Regions from separate parts of the Homo sapiens genome. Here region 2 is linked to region 1. The links are chromatin loops, found by intact Hi-C in ENCODE. Cell type or tissue: IMR-90. All regions are shown on one strand.

What was found. A loop is a pair of places that touch in the nucleus more often than their neighbours do. Peaks named below come from ENCODE experiments on the same cell type or tissue, not always from the same donor. Only the 100,000 strongest peaks of a DNase experiment are listed, where the experiment ranks them.
Region 2: it touches region 1 in a loop (7-fold over the local background); 2 of 110 quality-filtered maps call a loop at or near these places.

Annotation. Positions count from the first base shown.
Region 1 is chr6:4,577,654-4,585,653 of GRCh38, reverse strand. It overlaps LOC105374894 (a long non-coding RNA gene), which reads left to right and starts at 1,809. Exons shown (of 4, transcript XR_007059418.1): 1 at 1,809-1,930; 2 at 3,851-4,015. In IMR-90, no CTCF peak of the experiment used is centred here; DNase peaks (open chromatin) are centred at 2,913, 3,443 and 3,993; H3K27ac peaks cover 3,042 bases.
Region 2 is chr6:4,932,951-4,940,950 of GRCh38, reverse strand. CDYL (chromodomain Y like) reads right to left here. Exons shown (of 7, transcript NM_004824.4): 3 at 5,180-5,436; 4 at 3,214-3,386. Among named protein-coding and RNA genes, the nearest start is that of LYRM4-AS1, 67 kb to the left of the region's middle. In IMR-90, a CTCF peak has its summit at 4,175 (motif pointing right); a DNase peak (open chromatin) is centred at 4,170.

The sequences.
Region 1 (8,000 bases):
CAGTCATGATGGCACCCAAGGCCGCCAGGGGGGCCAAGAAGTGAGTTGGACCTCAGCAAATAGAGGAGGCACTGAAGGAGCAGTCTCAGCTCCATCTCTTTCAGTGCTGAAATAAAATTTTGTGCTACTTGGTTAGTCTTGAATCCTGACATTTGGAGTGAGGGTCAGGGGTATTGGGAGAAGAAGAGGGGAGAAGGAGGGAGACATTTCTAGCCAATTCCAGACATTCTCACAACAATAACAGCATTAAAACACTGTCCAAATGCTCGAAGTGAAAATGAAACATTGGACAGTGAGATTTTAGTGGGAGGAAAGTGGACTTCATATTACATACGCCACGTTCTTGATAAACTACTTGCTAAACTCCTAAAATGCCATGTTCTCTTCCCATTCTAGGTCTTGCCCCATCTTTGCTGGAGACTACCTATTCATTAACCTAACTTTTCCTTGATCATTAGGTCTTTACGCAGAACCACTTCTAGAAGCCTTTCTCATTCTTCCTGTGTGCTGCCACAGCCCTGCCACGTGGTAGAATAACTGCCTCCTAGACTATATGATCCTTGAAGGCAGGGATGTGATTTGCACACAGTTATATCTACCGTGCCTTGAACAGGACATATAAGTGGCCTCCTTCCCACTCCCTAAAGTTTTGACTTTGTCCCAGAGCCCAGTGGATCTGATTTAACCCCAAAGCCGGGCCGCTATAGGGCCTACCTATTCTTATTTAGCTGATCCCATTTTTGGACCTGCTTTGACATAGAAACCCACTTTCTGCATTTATTCCTTATTATATAGTCCCTGCTTGCTACCCCAGCTCTTCCAGAAAATGGATTTCCTTTCTTGAATCTCAGTTTCCCTTGGCTGTACCAAATACCTGCAAGTAGGTCTCCCCAGTTCTGATAATGGAGGCTGGTTGCTTCCATTAGAACTTGTGCCCATCATCAGTTTTTCCAGCTTGTCTTAGATATGATCCTAGACCCTGAGTGTTGGCCATGCCTTCAAAAAATGGGAATTTCAGCATGTTTTGGACCTACCTTTAAGTGCATGTCCTTTAATAACTGATGCTGTCGTTTTTTTTGTTTGTTTGTTTTTGTTGTTGTTGTTTTGTTTTGTTTTTTAGATTCAAAGCCTTGCTATGTTGCCCAGGCTGATCTCAAACTCCTAGACTCAAGCAATCCTCCTGCCTTGGCCTCACAAAGTGCTTGGATTACAGGCATGATCTGCCATGCCTGGCTCTGTGTATTCTAATACTGGTCTCTCACCTAGCCCTGAGGAACCTCTTGGACATCATTCCTGGGCTCTCTGGATCTGTCTGTCCCTCTTGGCAGTTCCCAGATGTCAGGGATTGGCTGTGGGTACAATCTCATAAGCGTAAGGATAAACAGTAATGTGTCTCGGAAACATGCTCAAAGACCTAGATTTTCTATATTTGGAGATTTAAAACTTTTTTCTGCAAATTGCAAAACAAAGACCAGCTGTACTCTCCCAAGAAAAAGCCCAATTATACTCATGCCAGGTGGAGTCCTACTTTTGTAATGAAAATGTAGGGCCTTGTCATAGGTCCAATATGGTCCCCCAGCGAAGTCCACGCCATAATGCCTGGAACTTGGGAATATGTTACCTTACATGGCCAAAGGGAGTTTACAGATGGAAGTAGATGACTGACCTTAAGATAGGGAGACTCTCCAGGTGGGCTCAATTCAATTATCTGCCCTCTTAAAAGCAGGAAACTCTCTCTGGGTGGAGTCAGAGAGACGCAGCAGAAAGGAAGTCAAGGAGATTCAATGTGCAGTTCTGAGAAGGGATTCAGTGTGCCGTTGCTGGCTCTGAGAAGTAGGAGCCTTGTGCAAGGATTCAGGAGAGGCCTCTAGAAACTGAGGATGGCCCTCAACTGGCAAGCACAGGCAACTGAATTCGGCCAGGCATCTGGGTGAGTTTGGAAGCAGATTCTTCTCTGGGGCCCCCACTAAGGATTGTGGTTCTGCTGATAGCTTGATTTCACCCCATGAAACTCTAAAGAGGACCCACTCTGAGTGTGGTGGTTCCCACTTGTAACCCTAGCACTTTGAAAGGCTGAGGTGGGAGGATCACTTGAGCCCAGGAGTTTGAGACCAGCTTGGGCAATATAGTGAGATCCCATCTCTACAAAAAACAAAACAAAACCAGACAGAAATTAGCCAGGTGTGGTGATGCCTGCCTGTAGTCCCAGCTACTCAGGTAGGCTGAGGTGGTAGTCTGGGAGTTTAAGGCTGCAATTGTAACTGCCCAACAGGTTCACCTTGCCTGCTGCTTAGACAAGGCTGATTTATCAAGACAGGAGAATTGCAATAGAGTAATTCACGCAGAGCCAGCTGTGCAGGAGACCAGAGTTTTATGATTACTCAAATCAGTCTCCTCGTGCATTCGGAGATCAGAGTTTTTAAGGATAATTTGGTGGGTGGGGGCCGGTGAGTCGGCAGTGCTGATTAGTAAGGTCAGAGATGAAATAATAGGGAGTCGAAGCTGTCCTCTTACACTGAGTCAGTTCCTGGGTGGGGACCGCAAGATCAGATGAGCCAGTTTATCAATCTGAGTGGTGCCAGTGGATCCATCAAGTGCAGGGTCTTCAAAATATCTCAAGCACTGATCTTAGTTTTTACAATAGTGATGTTATCCCAGGAGCAATTTGGGGAGGGTCAGAATCTTGTAGCCTCCAGTTACATGACTCTTAAATCATAATTTCTAATCTTGTGGCTAATTTGTTTGTCCTACAAAGTCAGTCTAGTCCCCAGGCAAGAAGAAGGTTTGTTTTGGGAAAGGGCTGTTTTAAACTATAAACTACAAACTAAATTCCTCCCAAAGTTACTTTGGCCTACACCCAGGAATGAGCAAGGACAGCTTGGAGGTTAGAAGCAAGATGGAGTTGGTTAGATCAGATCTATTTCACTGTCTCAGTTATAATTTTGCAATGGTGGTTTCACAATAAGCTATGATTGTGCCACTTCTACTCCAGCCTGGGCGACAGAGCAAGCAAGACACTATCTCTAAACAAATAAAATAAAAATAAAAGTAAAAAGAAGACCCAGTTGAACCACACTGTACCCAGACTTCTGAGCTACAGAACTGTGAGATAATACATAGGTGTTGTTTTAAGCCACTGAATTTGTGGGGGTTTGTTCTGGTAGCAATATAAAATGAATGGAGGCCATCACGGAGGTCAGATGGGACCTCAATGGGAAGATTTCCCATTGCCTCTCGCCATCTAAGATCCTTGGGCTGCAAAGTATCTCTCTACTGCTCTTTGCTGATTGCACAGTTAATGAAGAAAACCCCCTGAGCCAAGAACACTGGGATTTTCATCTCCGTCTGACAACAGCTTTCTTCCTGGGCAGGAGCTTCCCTCAGTCCCACATATTTGGAGTTCCACAGCCTTCCCTGGGAGCCAGAATGTGGTCATTTCCTTGCCCAGCCCAGTAGAGCCAAGCTCTAAGGAAGCTGTTATCAAAACAGGAACATTCCTTTCATGTGTCCAGTATTCTGGCTGCAAAGTGGAGAGAGACTTACTCTGCAGCAAAAGCAAAGCATCAAATAAAACATTTCTGTGAAAGACCTGGCAAGCGGGCATGTCAGCTCTCTGAAGACGTCCTCTTGTTCAGCAAAGTGAAATAGTCTATAGAAATAGGGCTGGAACAAAGGGCCCTGGTGGCTTTGTCCTGGATTCCCTATGAATGGTCAGCTTCCTTGGGCAGAGTTCAGTGCAAATGAGGTCAAGGCTTGGCTCTGGAGGCAGGCCAGTGAGCTCCAGTCTATTTTGTGGAGAAAGACTCCCTCTAATTCCAAATGCCTTTATTGAACACCTAATATTTTCCAGGTCCTGTGCTAGGGGCTAGGAAGACAAAGAGAAACAGAGTCACATCCTCCCACAAAAATCCATGAGATGTCGGAGAGCCGAACTTGTAAACAGCCATCATCAACACAAAGAAGGATGCACTGATGCTCTCTAGAGGCTCACAGGAAATGATTCATGGGCATAGAGGTAAGAGACATGAATTCTGCTTGCATATTCCCAACGAAGTGTCACAGGAGAGAGAGTATTTGAGCCAGACTTTGATTGAGAGTCAGGGATAAAAAATTGTTGGTGACATGTATTTGGTGCTTTACATTTTGTAATTTCACTTCAATGGAATTTTGGTAGGCAGAGCACAGCCGAGGTGTTTTAATGTAGAAAACTGTAGGATTAGGTATACGTGGGCAAAAAGATGTAAAACTTCATGATATTTCCAGCAACTAGGCGTTTGCATTGTTACTGGGGTGCTGTTGCTTCTACTTCTCAGTGGACACGGAATCTATCCAGGAATGTTCCTGATTTACATCAGATAGATTTACATCAGGAACATACCTAGATTTATATCAGGAACATGCCTACATAGATTCCCATAGCTGTCTACATAGATTCAGATCTATGATTTTACACCAATGTCTTCAATTCCAAACAGCACCTCAGGGTTCAGTTTAGTTTTCTCACTTTCCATATATAAATGTATATATTTTTTGAGACGGAGTCTCACTCTGTTGCCCAGGCAACAATCATGCAATGGCGCGATCTCGGCTCACTGCAACCTCCACCTCCCAGGTTCAAGCAATTATCCTGCCTCAGCCTCCTGAGTAGCTGGGATTACAGGCGCCCACCACCACGCCTGGCTAATTTTTGTATTTTGAGTAGAGACGGGGTTTCACCATGTTGGACAGGCTGGTCTTGAACTCCTGATCTCAGGTGATTCACCTGCCTTGGCCTCCCAAAGTACTGGGATTACAGGCGTGAGCCACTGTGCCTGGCCTCACTTTCCATATTTGTAACTCCCTTCTCCACAGTGTTCCTGGAGAATAAAGTGCACTGAGATAGAGAAGACAGATGTGAAGGATGGTTTGGGATCTGCCAGGGAGGTCCCTGAGTGCCATGATAAGATAAAAGACTCTATCTCTTAGGTATGGGTGAGTTATTCAAGGTTTCTGAGAAGAGAGTGATAAGATTAAATCAGAAGAGTAAAGTTAACAGACATTTAAATAGAATCAAATAAGGTTTTTAGGTAGAAAGGGAAGGCCTGGGGACATTTGTTGCAGAGTGGTAAAAATGATGTTGGACTGAGTTCAACTTGGTTGCTAGATAGCTCCATACTGCAATGCCCCTGTGTGATAAGCTCAGCGTATTCCTTCACATTCTGGAATGCTTTTTACTTGGAATCTGAAAGTCACTGTGGAGGTGCTCAAGAGGTTACACTGTGCTTGTTTACCCATCATCCATGTCATAACAAGGACCCATTATTACGCAGGAGGGAGATTTCTTTTTTTTTTTTTTTTTTTTTTGAGACGGAGTCTCGCTCTGTCGCCCAGGTGGGACTGCGGACTGCAGTGGCGCAATCTCGGCTCACTGCAAGCTCCGCTTCCCGGGTTCACGCCATTCTCCTGCCGCAGCCTCCCGAGTAGCTGGGACTACAGGCGCCCGCCACCGCGCCCGGCTAATTTTTTTTGTATTTTTAGTAGAGACGGGGTTTCACCTTGTTAGCCAGGATGGTCTCGATCTCCTGACCTCATGATCCACCCGCCTCAGCCTCCCAAAGTGCTGGGATTACAGGCGTGAGCCACCGCGCCCGGCCAGGAGGGAGATTTCTATATAAGGATTTTATAAATGGATAACCTGTGTCACAATGAGGCTGGAGTTCATTGTCAGAGGACACTGGAATCCTTCTTCAATGACTATGTGTAAGTCAGGATGTCTTTTGTGGAGAATAATTGAAAACCCAACATGAGAAGCTTAAACAACAAGGAATTTTAATCACTCCCGTGGCTGACAGTCCAGAGGAATCAGGACAGGCTCGATCCAGTGGCCCCAGATCTTTCCCTGTGATCCTCTTCGCTCTGCCTTCTTCTCAGGCTGGCAGTGAGACGATCACATGATTTTTGGGGTCTCATCTCAATGCCTGGCATTATCCAGAGGAGGAAAAAAGTTTCAGAAAGTCTTCATAGAAGGAAAAAAGACTTTTCTAGAAGTTTTCAGTAATAGTAATAGTCTCCTTGTATCTTAAGAACATTTCTTTCCATTTGTTTTATTTTCTTTCTATTTTTTGAGAAACAATCTCAAATTTAGAGAAAACCTTCAAGAACAGTACAAAAAAGTTATTTCTCTGAATTATTTGAGAGTAATTTGCTGACGTGAAATTCTGTGCACCAGGATAATTTAGCGTATACTTCCTGTGGAACAAAGACATTCTCCTACAAAGCCAAAATTCTAAATCACAGACACCATTCAAGGTTTTTTGTTTGTTTGTTTGTTTGTTTTTTTAGATGAAGTCTCACTGTGTCACCCAGGCTGGAGTGCAATGGTGCAGTCTCAGCTCACTGCAACTTCCACCTCCTGGGTTCAAGTGATTCTCCTGCCTCAGCCTCCCTAGTAGCTGGGATTACAGGCATATGCTACCATGTTCGGCTAATTTTTGTATTTTTAGTAGAGCCAAGGTTTCACCATATTGGCCAGGCTGGTCTCAAACTCCTGACCTCAGGTGATCCACCTGCCTCAGCCTCTCAAAGTGCTGGGATTACAGGTGTGAGCCACTGCGCCCGGCCTTCCATTCCAGTTTTGCCACTTGTACTGATAATGTCCTTGTAAAGGATGTCCGACTTTCATGACCTTGATATTTTAAAAGACTGTAGCCCAGTTATTTTATTGAAGGTCCCTTGGTTTGGGTTTATCTGATGTTTCCTTATGATTGGATTCAAGTTTTGCATCTGTGGCAGGAATACCACAAAAGGTAATGTGGTGTTTGTTTCATTGCATCTTATCACCTGGCACATGATTTTGATTTGTTTCATCATGGGAGATGTTAGTTTTGACCACTTCATTAAAGCAGTATCTGCCAGCCTTCTTCACTGTAGTTAACTTACTTTTCCTTTGTCATTATTAAGTTGTAGGAAGGTACTTTGAGACACTGTGAATACATACCTTCTTATCAAACATTTAATGTCTTAATTTATCTATATATTTATATTAGTATGGACTCATGAATTCCTAATTCATTTAATGGGTTATGATCTCTAACTACTGTTATTTATTTTGATACTGAGATTCTCCTTTATTTGACTGGTAGGAACCTTTAAGCTGGACTCTGTGTCCTTTTGAAATGTCTCCTAATTCTTTGGGCACATCTTACTTTCTGGTAGAATAAGATGTTCCAGACTCATTTTGCCCTTTCCTTGCTCAAATCATGGAACCAGCCATTTTTTTTGGTAAGTAGTCCTAGCTCCATTTAGTGGAGAAAGATATTTAGAAGCCAAAATTTGGATACTAAGTATTCTTATTGCTACTGGGTTGTTATTGCTTCTAGAGTCTCTCAGTGAACAGGGCTAGGGACTCTATACTGTTATATATATCTGCATTTACATCTATGTCTATTTCTACACCGATCAATCTATATATTGAAATCCATGACTTCACACCAATGTCTCCAATTCCAACACACCACAGGGTCAAACTAGTTTCTCTCTTTCCATGTTTGTGATTCCCTACTCCAAGAGTGACAAACTTGGCTACCATAATTCTCATCCTATTTGTTCATTTGACTAATCCCCAATGTGTAATCAATTTCCCATTGCTGTAGTCTTCCCCTCCCAACATCCTGCCCTCCCTTGATAGTAGCATCCTCTTGTTTCTAATCGGCTTTCACAGCCATGTCTGATCCAGTCACTGAAAAGGGGATGCAAAAACCTTTATTTAGACCAACAAATCAAAGCTGCCTCTGGAGCTGGGGTGGGGTCATCTTTCATTGGGACACGTGGGCTGTGTATAGGAGAGGTAGATATCTAAAAATAATTCAAAGTTCTCTAAGAAAAAAAGAAGGGAGAATCGATGTTGAGTTAGCAGTAACAGTGCTCACTAAAGAGCTGTACAAACACATTCCTGTTATTGAAAACAAACATGTCAAACTGAAGGCAGACCTCTTGCATCATCTTTCTAACGATGGGAAGCA
Region 2 (8,000 bases), 360 kb before region 1:
AGCAGGGACCTGAAGTTGGGCAGCCAGTGTGCTGCTTTCCATGGCTGAGGTCTCTCTCATTTGAATGGCACCTTCGTTTGAAGGACTAATGGGGTACAGGTCAGGGTCATGGGGCATGTTTACTGGCTCACTTTGTTCTCTCCCAAATCCTCTTGCCCCTGGGGCACTGCTTGGGCAGGGCCCCCGGTCTCCCTCTGTGGGAGGAAGAAGAAACCTCACTTTTGGGGAGAGAAGTCTCCTGGTCCTTAAAACCCAGTGGCAGCTACTGGTTCTGGCAGACTTCAAAAGCCTAATGCTGTCCATGAACTTGAAAGAATTTTGTTCTAACCACAAAGGTGCAGAATATTTTTGTTGCAATTACCCTGCAAACTGCAAACCACGAATCCTCGTCACAAAGTCAGCTGCTCTAGATACCTGGTGACCTAATATGAAACCTCATCTTCCTGTTTGCTTCCCGCTTTTCCTTTGGAAACTTGCTACGATGAAGTCCTTTGCCTCCAAGTTTTAAGGAACATGAGACAAGACACCAGAGAAATGAAAAATATACACAGGAAGAGCTTTTATCCACATAAAAATTAATTTAAATGCAAATAAGAAAAGGAAAGGTTAAGTGACTCTGGTGTAACTAATTATTTTTCTGATCTTGCCAGACTACATTAAGGAAAATTCACATTGACAAAAATATAGTCACATAAAGAAGAAACAAGTTGGTTTTCCTAAAGCAGGACTTGGCTCTTCACAAGAATATCAATCCAGCTTTTTGTGTGGAGTAGGGAGAGTGGACGGAGCAGGGAGCTGATGAAAGTGAACTTTTAAAGTGACATCAAGTTCAACAAAGGAGATCTCCACTTAAACCTGGCTGGATCTAGCTTTCCTCTGCTTTTACTGATCCCAGCGCCACAAGCCCACAGCCTCTGTCCAAGGGAATTCAACGCTGGAGGGAGGAGTGAGCTGCACCCGGCGAGGCACCAGCGGGCTCACAAGTGGAGCCAGGGAAAAGCCTACACGGGAAAACGGAGCCAGGACCCAGAAGGCACTGGCTGACACATCCGATTTTCTTATGACCGCAGAGCTACCAAAAAGCACAATATTATGTGTACATTCAGCGTGATATTATGGAGAACATGCAAAGTGACCATAGGAGGCATGGTGGTTTGTATTTTAAAAATAAAAGTTAAGTTCATGGAATTCACCCTGAATGGATAATAATGAAGCTGTCTTAGAGGCGCTGAGAGTCAGCCAAGGATTTATGACACTGATCAAGCAGTTTAATCTTAAACTGAAGAACAAGATGGTCCCACCTAGTGTACCACAGGGATGAAATCCCCTAGGAGATTAGAAACAATACTTAATAAGATCAGACTATAAAATTTCAAACCACTTCTGAAAAAAACCACACATAATGTGATAGCCTGTAAAAGGTAACATTCAAAAGATTAAGGGATAACCTCCTAAATACATGTGTACATCATATGAGAAAATATAGTAATTCTGAAAATGATTAAATATGTCATGAGAGGCTAAGGCAATCCCCTTCAACCCAGAGGTGTGGGTTCCAGGACTCCTGTGATGGGCTGTTTGGTGCCCATCAGAGCCATCTTGGGTGTCAGTCAAAGAAAGACGTCCCTGCCTACCCCAGACTCAACAAAACAGAAAAAAGAGCCCCCCTACCCACCACACCAATCCTGCTGTGCAAGCTCTAGAAGGGTTTAGGTGCTAGAAAGCCCAGTGCACCAAGGGCAGTGCTCAGCTGGAGCCTAGTAACTATCAAAAGTAGTTCAACTTCAGCCCTCCAGAAATCTGGGATTTTGGAAAAGATCCAACTTACTTTACTGCCATTTTGCCAGTCTACGTTTTCTTTCATTTTTCATCCTCTGTAAGTTAAAAAGGCAAGCACAAAGGGTTTATGGGGGCCACCTGGGGATATGTCATTTTAGGGAGGTGAGTAGAGAAGCATAGCCAACTTTCATGTTGATGACTAGGTTTCATCCATTTTAAATAAAATTCATCTCCGAAAAATCAGACACTTCTAATTATACATGGAGTGATTAGCATGATAAATGAGGGGATATGATTTTAGACGAATTAAGTGGTTTTAGAGAAAGTTTTGCTGATATATGTTATCATATAGCAGAGGAAAATCCAACAACCAAGGAAATAGAAATATCTCAAAGTCATATTGTCACATGAAAAAAGCAAGTTGCAAAGCAACAACAGAACTAAATTGATACTATTTGTGTGTATATATGAAATAAAAATTTGAAAATGCTTAGATCAAGACATCTATTGTACATCATGGTGACCACAGTTAATGTATTTTTATACTTGAAAATTGCTGAGAGTAGATTTTAAGTGTTCTCACCACACACACAAAATAGTAAGTATGTGAGGTAATGCATATGCTAATTAGCTTGATTTAACCATTCCACAATGTATTCGTGTTTCAATACACCATGTTGTACACTATAAGTATATACAATTTTTACTTCTGAGTTTAAAAGTAAGTCTAAAAAATTAAACTGAAAATTATAACAAAATGTTCAGAAAAAGGTTGGGGAAGACACACCAATGAATGTTGGATACCTTGAGGGGAGTGAGGGACAAGGAGGACTTCTGCTTTTTATTTCCTACTATCTGGTTCTCTGTCCAGTTGGAACTTAGGATGAAACTGAACAAGAATGTGCACTACTTGTATTTAAAGAAACAAAAAAAAAAAACAACAAAAAAAACCAAAAAACAAAACTCTCCATGTGGTGTTACGGAGCTATCTCATCATAAAGCCTAGACAATTTACTTCAGAGTCGAGCAAATGGTAACTTACTATTTGGAAGAGATCTTTATCTAGGGGTTGAGGACAGAACATACTCACGGCACAAATAATAGGAACTCTGGCTACCCATGATCATCTACTCTAATCATCAGAACATTCTCCGAACACTTGCAGGGTTTAAACCAACCTTGAAATCAGTTATCTGCCCAAGGCAAGTAGTAATTCATGGCAGGCCCATAGAAAAGATTTTGCCCAAGGCAAGTAGTAATTTATGGCAGGCCCATAGAAGAGACAGATGATTTAATTAATTTTGCTGCTCGTGTCTCTCCATGGGAGAAGATGTGTATCTTATTCTCAAGGCTTGGTCAGGCCCATTCTATCAGGATTGGTTTACCAAAAACAAAACACCCAACCAATGTTTAAAAAACATCATTTTTACATACCTGATAGCTTCTGCCATTTTAGTGCTTTCTCTTTTCCTGTCATCTGTCAGACGTCGTATAAAATAAATAAAGTCAAGTCCACAACAGAAGACGCTGCCAACGGCGCTGAGCAGTACCAGCTTGCTGTCATCGGCAGCGGCCGTGCTCAGAGCACTCTGGACTTCTCTCATTACCTGAAAGTCACCAGAAGTTAAAGTGGCAAAGAATATTTTGGGTTTAAAATCTTAAAGCATTTTTTTTTTTGGAGAGAGTCTCACTCTGTTGCTCAGGTTGGCGTGCAGTGGTTTAATCAAGGCTCACTGTGCTCTCTAACTCCTGGGCTCAAACAATCCTCCCGCCTCCGCCTCCTAAGTAGCTGGGACTACAGGCTTGTGCTATCATGCCTGGCTCATTTTTCAACCTTTTTGTAAGAGATGGAGTTTTGCTATGTTGTCTAGGGTGGTCTTGAACTCCTGGGCTCAAACAATCCTCCCGCCTCAGCCTCCCAAGTAGCTGGGACTATAGGCTTGTGCCATCATGCCTGGCTCATTTTTCAACTTTTTTTGTAGAGATGGAGTTTTGCTATGTTGTCTAGGATGGTCTTGAACTCCTGGGCTCAAGTGATCCTCCTGCCTTGGCCTCCCAAAGTGCTGGGATTACATGCATTAGCCACCGCACCCTGCCTAAAAGCATTTTATTACTGGAGAATCTGCATCTGTGAAAAATGCATCATAGCCTGATACAGTTACTGATATCTACCATGATTTTAATTAATTTGCAAATGTCTCATTTTCTGTAACCAGAGATTGAGATGCTGGGGATGGAGTAAAATATAACTACATAACTCGAGTATAATTAAAAAGACATGGGAATCTACGTTATCTTAGTATTTATACAGCCATTGCGGCTCTTAGATAAGGCAAATTGCGGCTCTTAGATAAGGCAAGTTGCTTATTATATCACTGGGCATTTCTCCAGTTTGGACAGCAGGTGGCACATTCAAACCAGTTGAAAGAAACTCATTCAGTTCTACTGTTTTTTGTTTTGTTTTGTTTTAAAAACTACCCTATTACACTTGGGACAGAAAATAGTTTGGTGCGTAAGTGCGTTAAGTCCAAGCACATTAGCATGGACTGGTAATTTTAGGGCATAAAATCATTTTAAATGATCTCTGTGAAGCATTTAAAAATAATCAATGAAGGGACTCTGCAGTCTAAAAATGTACCAAGGACCAACTTTGAACTGGTTTGTTATGTGACCCCGGGCGAACACACAGACTTTCTGTAGTTAAGTTTTCTTGTCTGGACAAAACTCAACCTAGCTACTCACAAACTACTAGGACTTAAAATTTTGGAAAGATATAGGTTAGGTTCAAATACTCCCGATTCTAGAAACTTCACAAAATTCATGTTCTAACCTTTCCAACAACCAGTTCTGGAAAACTTACTTACTAGGCACTATCAGCAATGAGCATGTGTGGAAATCCCTGTTGCTGTGTGTTCTGCTACAACCGCTGAGGAGTATCTGGGGACTGGAAAGATGATAAATATTCTGAAGGGACTGGGATCCCCGGGGGCACTTAAATTCTGTCTGAACAAAGAACCCTTTAAGGATCTGATGAAAGCTAAAGCAAAGCGCGTGCACACACATTTCCCACGTGCCTTCATGGAGCCCCGTGCCCGCCAGATGAAGAGCTTCCAGGCAGGAGGTGAACCACAGAGGCACAGAGGCCTGGGTGGACCCACACCCGGGAGAATGGGGATGGACACTCAGCACAGGCCAAGCATCCTGAATTCACGGCCATTGGAGGTGGGACATGGAGCAAAGCCCGCAACTTCCCCTCTGCTCCCTCCCTTCTGGTGGGCATCGGGAGATGGCCCAAAAGGAGGTTTAGAAAGAGCACAGGAAGAGCCAGTTCAGCCAGGCAGGCCTGGAAATCAGGCAGGGAGAAGCGCGAAGCCCACGCCAGCCCAAGAGCGCCTCTCACCTCTGGATTTAGTGAGTTATTCTCTGAGGACTTTGTGGATAACAAGATGTGGGTGAAGCCATCCTGCTTCCTGACCACAATATCTCTGTATCTGTAGGCACTTTCTGTTTGCCTCACGCTGAAACGCAATCGCTTGTCAAAAGGCTGGTCTCTTCTGTCGTCAATAAATTTCCTTTTGCTGGCAGTCACTCCTGTAACAGATGTCTGTATGTTGGTTGTCCCATTGGCTGTTAATGCATCCATGAACGGAGATGTACCTGCCGAGAGTTTGAAATCACAGTAGTCTGTGATGTCCCACCACCAGTTCACTCCCAGGTGTCATCTTTGAATTGGATAAAGATGTTCATTACACACTTAGGATTAAACGAATATAAGAATATTAAAACTTAGAACCTTTAGAAAGCCAAAGTCTACTTTTAAAGCCACTTGCTCTCTTTCAAGCTCTGACAAGAAAGTCACTCTTTTGTTTCACCTTGCCTAAAAAATACAGATGGAGAGGTACTTATTGAAAGGAAGCTACATAGTTAGAGATTTTTTTAAAGGACAGAATCAAGACAGAATGGGTCTCATGGAGAGTATCTATTCCAGGTTTGAGAAGCCGAAAGAAAAAAGGAAAATAATCAAGAAAACATCTTATTATTAGAGTCAAGGCCATCTAGTCGAAACTTCTTTTTCCAAATGCAAGATAAACTGGATAGACACGTGGATGCAGCCAGCCTTCTCTGCGGGTCATAGAGCTGTGTGGCAGCCACCACTTCAGACCACCACCCCTGTGGGACACTCAGGAGTTGTTTCTAGCTGCCCTGGGAGGGACTATCAGAAAGTCCATCTACTTGTTCCAGTTCCACTCCTTTTTCAAACAGCCCTGTTAAGCAGCTGAAGATAGCTCTCCTCTCCCCCACCACATAAAGCATCCTGCCAACGTTCCCTCGTATGTCACAGCTCAACAGCAGCAACTGTGTTTTGCCAGGGTCTTGAGATGGGGTCTTGCTATGTTGCTCAGGCTGGTCTCAAACTCCTGGCCTCAAGTGATCCTCCTACCTTGGCCTCTCAAGCAGCTGAGATGTACAGGCATGAACCACTGTGCCTGGTTAAGAATGCAAATAATTATCCTCCTGTCTGTATGAATTGTCCAAATATGATCCAATGTGGTGATGAATGTAGAGTGGATGGGGAAAAAAGGAATGAAATGTAAGAAAACTAGATCAGACTTTACTAGTAGCATTAGCAATGGCAGAAGTTCTCTGAGGGCGGAGCATGAAGAATTATGAATCAGAAATATTTCCTCCAAAGTGAAAGAGAATAAGCCAAAGCCACCAGAAAACTCATGAATGGACATTTCAGAGGAGCCAAATAACCTCCCTGGCAAAACAACCTGACTTTCATTCAACTGGTGGAAATAATATTTTAATTGCTAGAGGTTTTTTTTTAATTATATTTTTGAAAAATTTAAAGAGGTTATAATACATACATATGGTTCAAAAACCTAAGAATATAAAAGATATTAAGGTGAAAGCCCCCCACAGCCTGATCCTGTTTACACAGGATCCCCCTGCCCTCTTAGCCACTTGGGCTGGGTTCTCAGGGGCCCCTCCAGAGTATCTCCATGGATATACAAGAAAACATCAATACAGACTTCTCCACCACCCTGGCTTTTAAAAGCACAGATGGCAGTACACTAGATGTAGTATAAGATGCTGTATCTTATACATTGTTGTCTTGCTTGTACATATATAAGATATACACATTGTTACATCTCATGGTTATTCCTTCCACAATATCTTAGAATGGCTCCTCTATCAGAACATAGCTTCCTGTTCTTTCCTAAGGCTGCGTGGCAGGCGAGGCCCAAGGTAGGGATGCACTGTAATTCATTTTCCAGTTCACACTGCAATACGCACTACTATTCAGTGACTTGTCGATATGACCAACAACACAGTGACACATAATCCTGACCTCTGTCATCCCAGTGCTGTCAAATCTCTACAAGCTTCCAAAGGACTTGTAGCCTGGAGTAGTTCTAACTGGAGACCACTGGGTCGGATGTTACCAGTCAGCAAAGGTGTTGCTGAGTCCTTCTGAGGGACTCAGGAAAGACTTTTTCTTTTAACCTCCATCCTCTACCCTACCAGATCCTTCTCCCATCTTTGTTTAAAAACGTTTGACAATCTCGTCTCCCCTCAGGAACCCTCTCTAATCTGTTCCTCCAGTCTCAGTCCCATCACGGCCTCACCTGCCTGCACTTGCTGTCTTCACCTCTCCCTCTGTCCATCATTCTTCAACCCATTCAACTGGGACCCAGAGTCCACATGGCCAGGAACCTTCTGAGTCTAGAGAAATGGATGCTGGATGACTCTAAACATGTGAGCCTGGGGGAGCGGAAGAGGGGCTTCCACAGGGCAGCCTGGAGTTGCTGAGGGAGGAGGCGAGGGAGAGATGCTTGCTCCTCCAGGGTGAGCATCCAGGTGGAGATGTGCATAGCCCAAAGTGCACATCTAGATCAGGGGAGGGAAGTCAGGGTTGGAGAGAGGTACTTGGGGTTGGTGCCAGAAATGGCTGAACTGACAGTATGAGCTCCCAGGGGAAGACTGAGACAGAGAGTGAGCCTGCTGAAGCCAGCTGGGAAGTGCTGGGGAGGGGCGCAGGCAGAGCCAGGAGGCAGCAGAGAAGCAGGAAGGCAATAATAACTGGTTTCCTCAAAGGAAGGAGAGCAGGCCACAGCAGTGAGGATGTGTCTGCAGGGGCAGGTGTTACAGAGGTGGAGGAGAATGCAGAAGAGGCGACGCAGGGAGAAATGAGAGGCCACTCGTAAGCATGGGCA